Linked DNA regions of Mus musculus: region 2 is linked to region 1. Evidence: chromatin loops called from intact Hi-C (ENCODE). Cell type or tissue: heart. All regions are shown on one strand. Links, peaks and the distances in the headings refer to the core of each region. The heading gives the core; the rest is flanking DNA. Region 1 holds the start of Ankib1 (ankyrin repeat and IBR domain containing 1). Region 2 overlaps Ankib1 (ankyrin repeat and IBR domain containing 1).

Region 1 (6,882 bases), core at 1,883-6,882:
TAAAACAGTTATATATCTTCCTTTCTCATACTGAATGGATACATTAACAAGGAAGGCAATACTTCTATACCTTCAGTCTAAAAAAGGCATCAGAACAGGCTTTTTCTTCATGTATTTCCAGTGGGCATTTACATCCCAATGATAAAGAACATCTTCATTTGTTCATCTTTATAGGTCAAGCATCAAACAAATTTATAGTTCTGTTGAGTAGGAATTCTCAGAAACTTGAGTAATATCAAAGATTTTTACTACAAGTGAAACTGAAAGACTATGAGTTTCAAGATAAGTGTGTGTGTGTGTGTGTGTGTGTGTGTGTATGCTCACACATGTGACAAAACAGAAAAAAAATGACAAATGTTGCTGTCTTTTAAGCAATCAAGTAGTATTAATGATCTGTTCCATGACACCAAGGACAGAAAAGCATGGAATTAGTAAAGGGCACTGGCCAAAAGAAGAGCAAGCTCTTAACAGATTTTGATTTTTAAAAATAAACGAAATGTTTAGGGTACAAATGAAGCACAGGGAGAAGAGTGTTAGTAGTCATAAGCTATGCTTCTAAAAAAGCTAGGGGCTCCGAGAAACTGTTTGAACTGTATCAAAATGCTACTGGGCTGTAAGTCCTTCTAATAACAGGGGTATACAATCACTTTCAGTCTGAAGAGGTGGTTTCATTGCAGAACCAAAATCCTCCAAGGCATTTAGACAGAATCAGTCAAAAGTTGGTAAATTCAACAAGAAAGGGAATCTTGATGCACTTCTTCTTGTATCGACAGAGCATCAATCCTGATCTTCACACACAGTTCAGTAAAGGTTGAATGAAATGAGGTAATGAAAGAAGCAGGAAAGTAAAGAGGCAGTCTAAAGAAAAGATACTGTAAAGTCCAAACATCACTGTTCCTCTAGTTAGATACCTAAGCATTTTTAGGATGATATACAAACTCCTCCAGGCTGAGACAATTCTGAGCTGACTCTCAATATTTGAAAGAAACACTTAAAAATATAACCTAGATAAATGGTGCATGTACCCTCAAAGGGAAGAAAATTACTCAAAACGCTGAGGAAAGTTTTTCACTCCATTCATGGAGATCAGAGAAACTTTATTCATGCTTTTCCATCAACTGTATTTCCTCATATATGAAAATAACTTTGATCTTTTACCTACAGGCAGGCTATATAAATATATGTGTTTCACTTTCACAAGTGAGCACACCCAGGAAAGGAATCACGTCTCAGAAGTGAGGGTGCCGCAAGAGTTTAAAAGAGTGGCTAACAGAACTCTATCCCCATGGCTCAGCATGCACCTGTTTATAAGACTGCATACATGACTTCAGGACTCGTACATAGCATAAACTCAAGATTCTCAGAGCTTTGAGAAAACAAATAAATTAAGTAGGAAATGTTGTTCCTATCTTTCCTCTTTGTCCCAAAGATAAAAGAAACTAGTGGAATTTTCAAAAAAGATTGTTCCATGCAGCTAGCCATTCCCTGAGGAAAACCCTTAGAGCTTCTTCATCAGAAGCTGATTTTACACCTTCAACAATGCCCTCAAGTCTGCACAGTGCTGGGCTTCTGTGCCAAGGAAAGTCCATTTCCAGACAGACTGTGGGAGCTACATCTTCTGCGTCTGCTTCAAACTAAACTGTGAAGTGTAAAGTTACAGCCCAAGATAAACTGCTAAACGGCTTGCTGGGGTGACTAAACATATTTATTGTTCCTAAAGAAATAATTTCCAAGAAAAAAAAATCACCAATGTTACCATACTACCTTAGTTTACAGAATATTAACAGAACCTACACCGTACAGAGTAACATTATTTTTAGAATTATCATTTGCTTTCTAATAGTACCTTAAAAAGTAGTTAATGCATTGACAGCTGTCTAATCACTGACAGTATTAAAATTATATTTTAATCTAATTTCTGGAAAGTTCTGCAAAAGCAACCTAAAAATGCAAACTAAAATTTAACGAGAAACAGCCTAGTCAAACAGTAATCAAAACAGTAAGAAATTAACAGCATCCAAAGTACACTATCTAAAACTCCAGATGTTTTCACATTTGGTCTTCACATTTACTAGTAAACCTGAATGGGTCTTTCAATCCAAAGATTTTTCAACATGCCGTTCCATAAGAATGACGCTTGTGAGAATAAAAACTCTTCAAGACCTGCTTCATTACAGCTGTAGCTTCAATTACCTCCGACTCAAACATCAATGTACGAACAGTTCACACATACGTAGAGGAATGAGGGTACAGAGGAGCGTTCATTCTTTTGTTTGGGTGGCAAAAGCAACACAAATAAAGGTTCAGTGGTGCCATCTGCACCTATCCCCACCCATGACAGTCCTACAGAGCACTTTTAACCTAGTCGCTCCTCACTATTTCAGGTCCACGGAGTTAGTGGAATCCAAGGCTTTCCAGGTCCCAACAAGGGTTGCGGAGACTGTGAGGTCCGGGGTTCTACAGAAAATGAAGGAGGGCACGAATCTTTTGAGGACAGAGGGACAAGGCTATGTAGACGTGTGTGGAGGATGGGACGCGCCGCGGAAACCGGGAGGCTTGCAAATTCGCGAGCGCGAGAAACCCCGTAGGGCAGACAGGATGCTGTGCTCCTTCGGGGACGGGGAGAGAAGGGGTGACAGGGCAACCCTCGCAAGAGACGCGGAAGGGCGTGAACTAGGCAGGCTCGAGACTGCCTCGGCCAGAGCCGAGCCGCGAAGCAGAAACTTACGGTTACTTCTCCCGGCCGGGACCGGGCTCGCGTCGATTCCCCCCAGATCTGCAGGTCTTCCTCTGTCGCGGCCACCTGGCTCTCGCGCCGAGCGGGTGACCTCTCGGGTCCACTCGGCGCCCCACCCACCCGCCGGCGGCGGCGGCTGCGGGAGCCGGAGGATGCGCGCTGGAGGCCCGCGGGAAGCGCTGCGCGAGCCCGACGCGCCCGGCGAGCTCACACTGGGCGGGCGCCCCCCATCTTCTCCCGCTGCGCGCCGCCGCTCTCAGGCTATGGAGGAGGGGGGCGGTGGCGCCTGCCTCCGCCGCTCGCTCAAGTCCAGCGCATGGTCGTGCCGCGTGCGCACGCAGCCGCGGAGGCCGACCTCCCTTCCCCGACCCCCGTCCTTGCTATAGCTAGCGTCGGGCTCGGCTGCCGCCAAACCCCGCGAGCTCACGGTCGCCCGCTCCCAGACAGCTGCGGCCGCCGCGCGAAGTGGCACGGACCGGCACGAACGGCGGCTCCCCGCGGGCCGACCCGGAAGCTTTTTCAGCCGCAAACCTGAAGCGGCCTTGGGGGCGTAACCCCGGAAGTTATTGCCCGGCGCCGGTAGCGGTGGGATGGCGAGCTGAGGCCTTTGGGAGCCCGAAGCTGGTGGAGAGGCTGAAGGGTTCCTGGAGCCGAGGGAGAGGAAGGACGGTGGGGAACAGGTGCCCTGAGACCCGAACTCGCGGGGCGGCTTTTGGTGACAATCCAGGGGCTTCCTGCCACAGGAAGTTGGGGTGGGCCTCCTAGATAGGCAGAAGGAATGAGAAAACGGTGACGGGCTGGCTCCGCCATCCTTCGACTGCCGCCCCACCCACTGACTTGGATGTAGCGGCTCGGGAGAGGATCCGCCGCCCGCCCGGGTGAGTCTTTCCCGTTTCCTTGGCGGAAACAAGGAAAGCAAGGCAAGAAGAGCCAGACGCCGGCTGGAGCCAACGGCAGGAGCACCGAAGCTCGCCCACGAGGCTCTGCATCAAGGCGTGTTGTTTCTTACACGCCGGTACCGAAAAGTCACCGGCGTCTCTTGGGTGGGAACTTTTGGAGCAAAAGCAGCTTTGCATTTTTCCCGGTAGGGGAGCACTGGTGGGTGGTGCCAAGGGAAAGACTTCCCAGGCAGTGTTGTCATTGCCAGGACAGTGACAGCTTATCGATTGTAGCTGTCTTCTCCCATCTATCCGAGTTCTTCCTTTATGTCTCCTTTTGGCTTGCACTCTCTGCTCTCTCCTCCCCTCGGTCTTTGTAACTTCACCAGAAGCCTTGATGTGGTTGGCCGACCTCAAGATTTCAGCTCCATTCCTGTCCTGCTCTCTCAGGGAACTTAGCGTGTCTTTATTGTAAACAAACTCACTGACCCACAAAGGAGTAATTACCCCTGCTGTGGGCACTAAGTGAAAATTGTATGCCTCTCCTTTGTCAATCATAATGAAAATCAACAATATCCCTGCATATTTTTTAAAAAAATCGCAGACAGCCCTCCAAGTTATGAACCATCTCCACTTACATAAGTCCTCATTTTTTAGGCAGCATATCATTCATGCCTGAGCATTTCTCCAGTGCAGTGAGCCATATAGCATATTAGCAATGGCTTTATTTATTTTTATTCTTTTGACTAGTTCTCTCTTCCTGTCGGTTTCAGTTGCACCAGCTTCACCTTCATCGCTGGTAGCTTTTGTTGTTTTCCTGGCTTCAACCTTTGTTTCCTTTTATGTCATTGGAAGACTATTTTAAGTGCTCCAGTACAAATACTTTTTTAAAAATAAACTTAAAATAAAAAAAAAAAGAATTTTTGCGAATATGTTGCTAGCAGTAAGTTTGTTTTATATATTTAAAATATGAGTATTTAAAATATATAATGAGTATTCACAAATGAAACACTTTGCTAATAGACGTTTTCTTATGAATTGATTGAGATAAGAATTGGTTTACTTTAAATTCTGTGCAGAAAGTTAACTACTTAGTTTCTCCTTTAGGTACTTTATAGAAAGCATCATTTTCTATAGTTGCCATGTTCTTTGTACAGTGTCTATAATACAGTGTCTTTTTAAGAGGTTTGCAGTTTTTAAGGCTTTCATACATATGTATATATCTTGTTTATAGTTTATTATGTTTTAGTCGGTGTTAATCTGAGATGAAAAGCAGTTGCTAAACAGGAAGTTTTAAGAAAAGCCTTTTTTTTTCTATAGGCAGCTCTTTTGCATGTAGTGGATTTTTAGAATGTTCTTATTAAAATTTTTTTATCTAAAAAAAAATTCCATGAACTATCCTCAAAACTTTAAACAAGATGAAATGTCTTCATCCTAATGTTTCATTCAAACGTCTTCAAGGAAAGACCTTTAGTTTCGGCTGTCCCTGTCTCTGTTGCCTGGCTTTGGGACCCTTCCCCCTAACTAGGCTGCCTCTTCCAGCTCAATAGGAGAAGATGCACATAATCTTACTGAAATTTGACTTGAAGGCTGGTTGATAGCCTTGGGATGTCTCCCTCCCCTTTTCTGAAGAGAAAAGGAGAGTCTTAGGGGAGAGGAGGGAGGGGAAACCTTAGTTGAGATGTAACATAACTAAATAAATAATTGAAAAAAAGAAATACCTTTAGTTTCTTTGGTACAAAATCAGTGAAAACTTTGTAACTAAAAAAACGTTTTATTAAGACAAATGTTTGTGAAATAATACTTGTTAAGCTTTTAGACTAAATTTTATTTAAGATGCCAGAAGTTATTGAATTTTAAAAAGAATTTCATTTTAATGAAACTTTCAAAAATAAGGCATTTTTAAATTTTAGGAAAGTGAGTCAGGGTGTCAGAGTGACATCAGTTGCCTCTCAGAAAACAGAATAAAAATGTATATCCTCTCAAGGAACATTTTCAGCCCTTTCTTGAAAGTGCTCTTTTTCTCTTTTTTCTCTCCTAGGAGTTGAAGCAGTAAGGGACTCATTAAATATGAAAAAAACATTTTAATGCCTAATGGACCTTTTAAAAAATTGAAGAGAGTTCATGTAAATGTAACTAGAAAAGAAACTCTATGGTTGATGTTCTTTTCGAGACTTACTGGCATATAACTCAGAGAACCTTTAAAGGCCAAAAAGATGAACATATTCAATCCAAGAGAACCTTTTTAGTATAGCTGTGAAGAAGTAATTGCACTGACCACGAGAACATTCAGCAGTCACATATACAGCTGAAATTCAGTTATTTTTTCCAAAATTGCTCAGTGAAGACTTAGAAATAGTTTTGGGGGGTAGGGAGGATTACATTCATCAATATATTGAATATATTTCAAAGAGCAACTTTGGATTATCTAGAGGTTTGATAACACAGACAGAAAGGATTTCTTTTGTCAACTAACCAACTGGTTTCAATCTACAATGGGCATCTCCAAAGGTTATAGAACCTAGCTGAGGTCATCCAAATGATTAAGTCAAATATTTTTTTTTTTTTTTTTTTTTTGCTGAAAGCTATAAAGTGTCAGTAGGTATAAAGTAGCCAGCTACTCCCAGATTCTAAACTTCACATTTGTTTGTATAATGTGTAGGAAATAAGAGTGCATTATTCTGAACCACTATTTCAAGTCATTGTTTACTTTATAGGATATTTTATAATTGTACCACATTTTTAAGCCTCAAATTCTTGATTCTTGATGATGAAGATAAAATTAAAGTCATTTCTTGCTTGCCTTTTAGGGATTGTATATTGTAAGACATAAAAGTCAGCATTTTATAATTTTTTTCAAAGTAAATATTAGAAAATAAAAGTTGTTGGACTAGGATATAATTTGCTTTTGTTTTTGTTTTTACTTTGCCACCAGTTATGTCATTTTCTCTTCCAAGGAACTTTTTGTTTGTTTTATAAAGCAATGGGAAATCCAGAAAACATCGAAGATGCTTACGTTGCAGTTATTCGTCCAAAGAACACTGCTAGTCTCAACTCCCGGGAGTATAGAGCTAAGTCCTATGAAGTGAGAAGATTTAATAACATTTAATTCCTACTATTGGATGTCATTCTGTACTACCATTTACATATAAAGCATTATGAACATATGCTATAATTATTATTAATAAGCTAGTTAATATAGATTTCTATATACTTGCATTTTTTTCTACTGTGTGCCTTTCCTAATTTGGTGTTCATTTACATATG
Region 2 (7,115 bases), core at 1,384-6,383, 71 kb before region 1:
AAATATTGTTAGGAAAAGAGTAGTTTCTATGAAAATATGTACTTTGAAATTAATTTTCATCAATCAGTTATAAAAAAGGGACAACAGCTTTTTGGGGTGGTGGTGGTTAAGTTTCACTTTGCCTTTTATACATACAAAATGCTGATTTGGCTCAAAGTTCTAGTTAATATCATCATTCCTATATACATTTAGAAATAAAACACAGGCTTAATACACTGTACCATACCTTAATATCAAACTGTAGGTATCGTTTGTCCATCTCCTTAGAAACTACACTTTCTATGACATCTACAGGCACGAGTTGAAAGCATTCATATGCAGGGCAGAAAATGTTATGGGCTTCACCTTCTTGAATTTTCAGATTTAAAAACCTATTAAAATGCCAATTGACAGAAAAAAAAGAAGAGGATGTAAATTATTCATTCATACTAAGAATGTTCTCTTTTTGAAGCTTTTCTATGAGAGTATAATTAAAATAACACCAAGAGTTATATGGTGTAGTGGTATTCACCAAGACCTGGGCTTACTCTTCCTCTCTTACACTGCCAGACACTGCATATGGCGTTGTAACTGTTATGTAATATAGTCTATGTACAAGCATAAAATGAACTTTTTACATCTGAATTTAAATGAATTTTTTTTTCTGAGACAAGGTCTTATGTACCTAGAAGGGTCTTGAACTAAGACCCTATATATATAACTAAGAGTGTCCTAGAACTTCTGTCTTCTTGCCTCCCTTCATATATGTTGTTGGAATTACGGGTATGTGCCAAGCAGGCCAGGTTTAAATGATACTAAGGTTGGAACTCATGCATGCTAGCTAAGCATTCTATTGAGATACATTCCTAGCTCTGGATCGTACAGTATTTAGCAATTCTAGAGAAACAGACGGAAAGCAAGTAACTACATTATAACTGCCTGGTAGCATGATCAACAATGTTGATTCTCTATCATCCTCTTCCTTTGCACTGTTTATTAATTTCACTGTACTTAGGAACAAGGGAGACTTAGACTGTATTAGACATGAGGCTTAAGCCTTACTATTAGGAAGAATGTCTTTGTGTGGGTAGAAAGAATAAGTTCCTCTCAAGTCACTGGCACAGATGCCTCAAAGCATCTGGCTACAGTGACAATGCAGAGGAGATGGTAAAAGGGAAACAGATGGGGTTTTCAAGCAAATGCCATTACTTGGTAAGCCATCAGTCTCCCGCAGACTGCTATTAATTTTAAAATATTTTTTTAACTCAATATATCAACTACTCAATTTGTTTTACTAGTGTCTGGTTTGACAAGAGCTGTCATGGGTCAGGTGGAGAATGGTAAGTAGATGGTATAATATCAAGGAAAACAATAAGAACAGAATTTAAAACTTACTAACCCCCCTTTCTGGCTAGGGGGTAGTTCTATGATACTAGTTATATGAGGAAGGTCATTAAAGGTTAAAAAAAATCCAAGTAATTCACTGGCAAGGCCAATTTTCATATCAGAACCAAGTCCAACAACCACCAATGGTAAAACCTAACTAACAGTCCTTCAGATAATATAGTTGAGACTTTGAAACTAAATATCCAGAGAAAATTTTCTGCTCAAGAATTGTGCTAAAAATGGCTTTAGTTTGTGAGTTTGACTATTGTGAATTAGTTGACTTGTATTAGCTATGCTGACTTGATCACATTAGATTTAAAAGTCTAGTCTATGTTTAGAATCTAAAACAAACAGGTATACTTATTTATTCTGACTTTTTGAAAAGCATTTCTTTCCCTCCAAATGAAGTCTTGCTTTACACTGTTTTAGAAAACATAAAAAGTACACCAGATGAAACCAGTACACAGATCAGTCTGTGTTATATATATTCAGGGTGAGGGAAGGTGAAGAGAGGAGGATGGAGAGGCAGAAAGATGTGCAGGTACATGTAAGAGTGTGTGTGTGTGTGTGTGTGCGCGCGCGCGTGCGTGCGTGCGAGTGTGCACGGGAGTGCATGTGTGCAGGCCAGATGACCTGAGATGTTATCCTAGAAACACTATCCTCTGAGGACAGTGCCTCTGAGGTAGAGCCTCTCATTGCCATGGAGCTAGAGGGCTATTTTTTAAGAATGATGCTAGACTGGCTGGACAAGGAGCTCCAGGGTTGAGACGTTTCTGCCTCTAACACTGGGTCTATAAGTGCATGCTAGTATGTGTGTTCTAGGACATGAGGTTGGTTTCCAATGTTTGGGGAACCACTTTACCCACTCTCGACCCTAATGAGTAAATTTGGGAAGCTAACAGAGACACTTATTGTCTTGATTGTGGTTATAGTTCCATGGTGTACACATGTCTCAATTTATGAACTAATTTATTTTAAATGTATAGACAGATATATAACAATTGCATTACAGCAAAACTGTAAACAAAACAAAAATACAGCAAACCACCAAGTCTTTGCTATCTCATTCATGCAATGCTCCCCACATCCCTACACTTGGTACCCAATATTCCATGAAAAAAAATAGTATTAGAGACTTGTTTAAGATCCTTATAACATATTTTGCTTAAATCATTAAATAAAAAGTCCCCAGAGACAGTAAGATACTATACTATTCATTTATACTAATCTGCATTTGTTTTAAAAACTGTCTCACAAAGTTCAAGGTAAGACATGAGAATATATAAATCTAAGACAGATTATAAAGAAGAAATGAGAGAAAAGCATGAGAAGAAAAATTTCTACTGTAATACACACCCAATCTCTAGTGTAAGCATTTGACTTTAGAGTAACAGAAAAGAATTTCAATTATCTGTAGTTCTTACAGGTTTTCAAGGCTTTCTGACTGCCTTAAAAAAATTCAGAGACCACCAATGCTTAAAATTCGTGCGATATAAGATAGAAACTGATTATTGGTATTTAGGTGTACATCTGAAATTTATATTATATGTAATATAAAAGAAAATACTAATACAATTATTTAGTTATACTTCCCTTGATGTCAAAAAGGAAAGACAAAACTATTCCTTCTTTGTGAAACAGTACATTTCAGTTAACTCAAAAACCAATACAAATAATCAGCATCATTAAATACTGAAGACAATTTCATTACCAAGTCAAAAGTGCTATCAATTAGTAAGAGATGAACAAGCTGTTCATGTACTCACGCCTCCCAACAGCCTCTACAAAAATCATGTCCACAGGGCATATCCACTGGATCTTCAAACACAGAAATACTGCACATACAAATGTCACACTGGAGATGGACAAGAAAAATGACTTAACAGGGTCAGACTCTGAAGAGAAGCAATACATTAATTTTGTTCACTAGTTCAAAGTTACAGTAATTATAATTCTTAAAAATTGAAAAGTTTCAAAGCTACAAGGTTGACTGTCTTTTTTATATTTTCCATTTAACTAAGTTTACCTATTAATCAGCATTGAGCATTAGGAAAGGGAAATATAAGAAATAAATCATTACCATCTATTCAGGTCAAGATCACATGGTGTGCTACAAAGTAACCATTGCAGTATCTTTCATTCTATGCTTACTGTGGAAAATACACAGGAACAGAGAAACTTTGTATTTGAATACAACAAGTCAGGATATTAAGAGTGGCAACTTGAGTTGGTGATGCGGCTCAGTGGTACAGTGCTTGCCTAGCAGGGTTGATCACCTGAGTTCAAGTACCAGCATCTCTTAACGACTCCCCTAAGCCCCTAACACACACACACACACACACACACACACACACACACACACACACGCACGCACGCACGCACGCACGCACGCACACACACACACACACACGCACGCACGCACGCACGCACGCACGCACGCGCGCGCGCGCATGTGCACGTGCACTCGGGTAAAGTGTTCAAGCAAGCAAGTCTGATACAAAACTATGTAAACAATGCTATGTTAACATGACTTAGGAGAAGCAACTTTGTTACAAATGTGTATTACAGAAATAGCATTTTGCCTTCCCAAATGGTTCCTACAGAGGACGAAGGGAAGCTTTCTTATTTATTACAAATTTCAAGTGGCTAAAGCAGTCTAATGCACCATAATCTCGCACACAGCACAGCAGCAGGGTGCTGTCTGTTTACTGCACACAAGGGCAGGACTGTTGCCTGTTAAAGGAGAAGCACTGATTAAGAAAATGTACTGAATGAACTCAGAACATTTGCTAGAACAAGCATATGATCATCACAATATATTGCAAATGCTTTACAATATTACCATTCAGTAAATTACTTTAAAATTTTCATTTTAGATTAAGAATATATACTATAAACTAAGTTTTAGTATTTCATTATGCTTTATTTAAATACATTGAATATTTCTAGGTGAAAATGTAGTATATGGTTTTTCCAAACTGTTTTGAAGTGAGAAAATATTTTGCTTTTCAACCGATAATACAGATATCACAAAATCATTCTATAGTAGTAAGAACTTACAAAGGCAAAAAAAATTACCAAGCCTTCAAAACAAGGTAGGAGATTCAGTTACAGTACTACAACCAACCACTCTACAGGGCAGTATCACACATAGTTTAAAAGTTGAAAGACTAAAAGCTTTGGGAAGTATACTAAGCCATACCAAACTGGTATCTAAATCCCCAGGAGACAGACTGATTTCATCTGGGGAGGTGACAGAGGATCTTGTAGTCCTTGGAGTTCTCGGGGAAGGCAGCGTGTCCCAGGCATTGTACCCACTGGGTGGTGGGGTTGGCATCTGCACCCCTGACCGCTGGCAGCAGTTCTCTGGGTTGGACATCCAAGCTTCAAGCAACTTCTCCCTGTCCCAATCTTTAGGAAAAACAAAACAGATATATATGAAAACCCAGAAATTACAATGTTTGAAACATACTAAAAATTGAAACAGGATAAATGAAAAGTTAAAAATTATAGAATGTATTCTATATAATAGTAACTATGAAGGCATGTCTTGGTAGACAAAAGTTAGTAATATTTTAAAATGGAATTTAAACTACAATTACTAGTACCATATGTTAAGAATGTTCTCAGAATTCCTAGTAATTCCTACTATTATTTTAGGTAGATGTTTTACTTAGAATTTACTAATTTTTTGGTAGAGGTTTAATTTAGCCACATTTCTCTTTTAGAACATAATTTTGCAACAGCCTTCACATGGTCTTTAGTTGTAAAATGGTTATAGTCCTAAAGGTCATTTGGTAAAGGGTCTGAAAGAAGGAAAAAATAATTTGGGTTATAAATAAAATTTTAGTGAATTAACTTAGCTTAAATATGGATTAATTTAGTACAGATAATCTTCTTTATGTGAATCTTTATAAAATGGTCAAGTGAAAACATTATTATAAAGTCTAGAGTCATAAAAATCCAAAATTAAAAAAAGCTAAAATATTAAAAAATTTTGCTTGGTGTTATACATATACATATATGTATATATGCATATATATATGTGTATATATATAATATTTATTATATACATTAATTTATTTCTCCTAATAACATTTTCAGTTTTTATTTAAATTGAAGAAAGTAAGACCCAGGGAAGTTATGTAACTTATCCACTCTCAGAAAGAGACTTGAAACCTTTTTTGGGATTCCAAAAGTGTGTTCTTCCTCCCCATCACCACACACTGTCAAGTATATTAAAAGTGCCCCCCCCAAATGTAAAACAGAACAGCACAATCTAGTCATACAATGATTCATAAGAACCAATGTCAGCCCACTATTGCAATACCTGGACAGTCATGTTTGTTTTAACACTAACTGCAACAGCTAATGGACTCAAGCTAGGTACTGATCAGCAGATGAACAGATAAAGAAAACATCACACACACACACACACACACACACACACACCACGCTAACATAATTTTTACACATTCTATTAGAAGCTATGTAAAATTTATTAAAAGGTCATGGCCTTTTTTCCTCCTGTTCTGTTTCTACTTCCTGTTTCTTATGCCCACCATACCAGAAAATACTGTCTATAATTTCTGTCATTTCCTTAGTGTATATAGAACCCCACATACAGTAACTATCTCCCTTTTCTTCATTTTAGTAATATGAAATAGCATTTTTAAAAGTTACCTGCCTTTTTTAAATGCTCTCCAAGCAATCTGATTTAGATTTCAGGAAAAGAGAAATTCTTCACATGTTTTATCAGTAGTGGTTCATTAATATTTAATCACAGATGATAATGGTCCATTCACATTCAATGCAAGATAATTGTATAAGAATACTGACTAGGAACAGTCAGTCTACTAGACAAAGAGTTCACTGCACATCAAGCTAATCTGGCACTGGTAAAACTATGTATTGTATAATAAGGCCAAACTCAGTGAAGTATTAGAAAACAAACAGGCTGACATATACCACAAGACCAGCTAGATAACTTATTCTTGGAATAGGAAAGTGGTTGAGAACTACAAAAGGTCACTTATAACACCAGCATGTTCAAGAGAATAACAAGTACTGACATTTCTAAAACTGCGAAAAGTACAACACAATGAAAACTGATTCTTGACTTTTTAAAGAAAGCGTAAATGGAGATTGTTGGTAGAGTGAAAAAGACAACCTGAGAACAAGAGACAACCTTTAGTGGATATATAATTAAACACCACCCTACTCCCCAACTACCAGCCAGTAAAATAGACTAGTGAGCCAAAAACACAGGTCTCAAAACAATCAAAAGGTCAACACACATTTTTAAACTGTTCAACATCTTTAGCCACTGGGATTCAATCTCATTCTATTCAAAATGACTAAAGAATAAGACAATAATGAATGCTGGTAACAAGGATGTGGAGATTGGAAACCATCACTCACTGGCTGCTGCTGTTCATTGGTACAGCCATTATGCAAATCAGTATGTATGTTTCTCAAAAATTGGAAATAAAATGATCACATATGATACAGCTTCTGGGCACATAAACAAAGGGTTCTACAACTATCACAGAGATATCTGCCTATCTACATACTCTAGTCACAAAATAAGGAAATGGAACCAGCTTACATATATATGAGCAAATGAAGAGATAATAAAAGTGTGACATATACACACACTTTGCAGATTTTATCTGCAAATTAGATTAATTAAAAATTAAATTATACATTTTTCAGGAAAATGGGTAAACCTATAAATTATTGTACTGAAG

What was found. Hi-C counts contacts between places; a loop is a spot of excess contacts. Peaks named below come from ENCODE experiments on the same cell type or tissue, not always from the same donor. Only the 100,000 strongest peaks of a DNase experiment are listed, where the experiment ranks them.
Region 2: a loop joins it to region 1, with 5 times the contacts of the local background. A loop is called at or near these places in 5 of 42 quality-filtered maps.

The regions. Positions count from the first base shown.
Region 1 is chr5:3,799,869-3,806,750 of GRCm38, forward strand. It overlaps Ankib1 (ankyrin repeat and IBR domain containing 1), which reads right to left and starts at 3,256. Exons shown (of 20, transcript NM_001289527.1): 1 at 2,729-3,256. Krit1 (KRIT1, ankyrin repeat containing) reads left to right here and starts at 3,297. Exons shown (of 17, transcript NM_030675.3): 1 at 3,297-3,615; 2 at 6,597-6,700. The coding sequence starts at 6,599. In heart, for the core only: a CTCF peak has its summit at 3,808; DNase peaks (open chromatin) are centred at 2,563 and 3,393; H3K4me3 peaks cover 2,758 bases; H3K27ac peaks cover 2,208 bases.
Region 2 is chr5:3,729,409-3,736,523 of GRCm38, forward strand. Ankib1 (ankyrin repeat and IBR domain containing 1) reads right to left here. Exons shown (of 20, transcript NM_001289527.1): 6 at 4,568-4,776; 7 at 3,132-3,220; 8 at 227-371. Among named protein-coding and RNA genes, the nearest start is that of Ankib1, 70 kb to the right of the region's middle. In heart, for the core only: no CTCF peak of the experiment used is centred there; no DNase peak of the experiment used is centred there.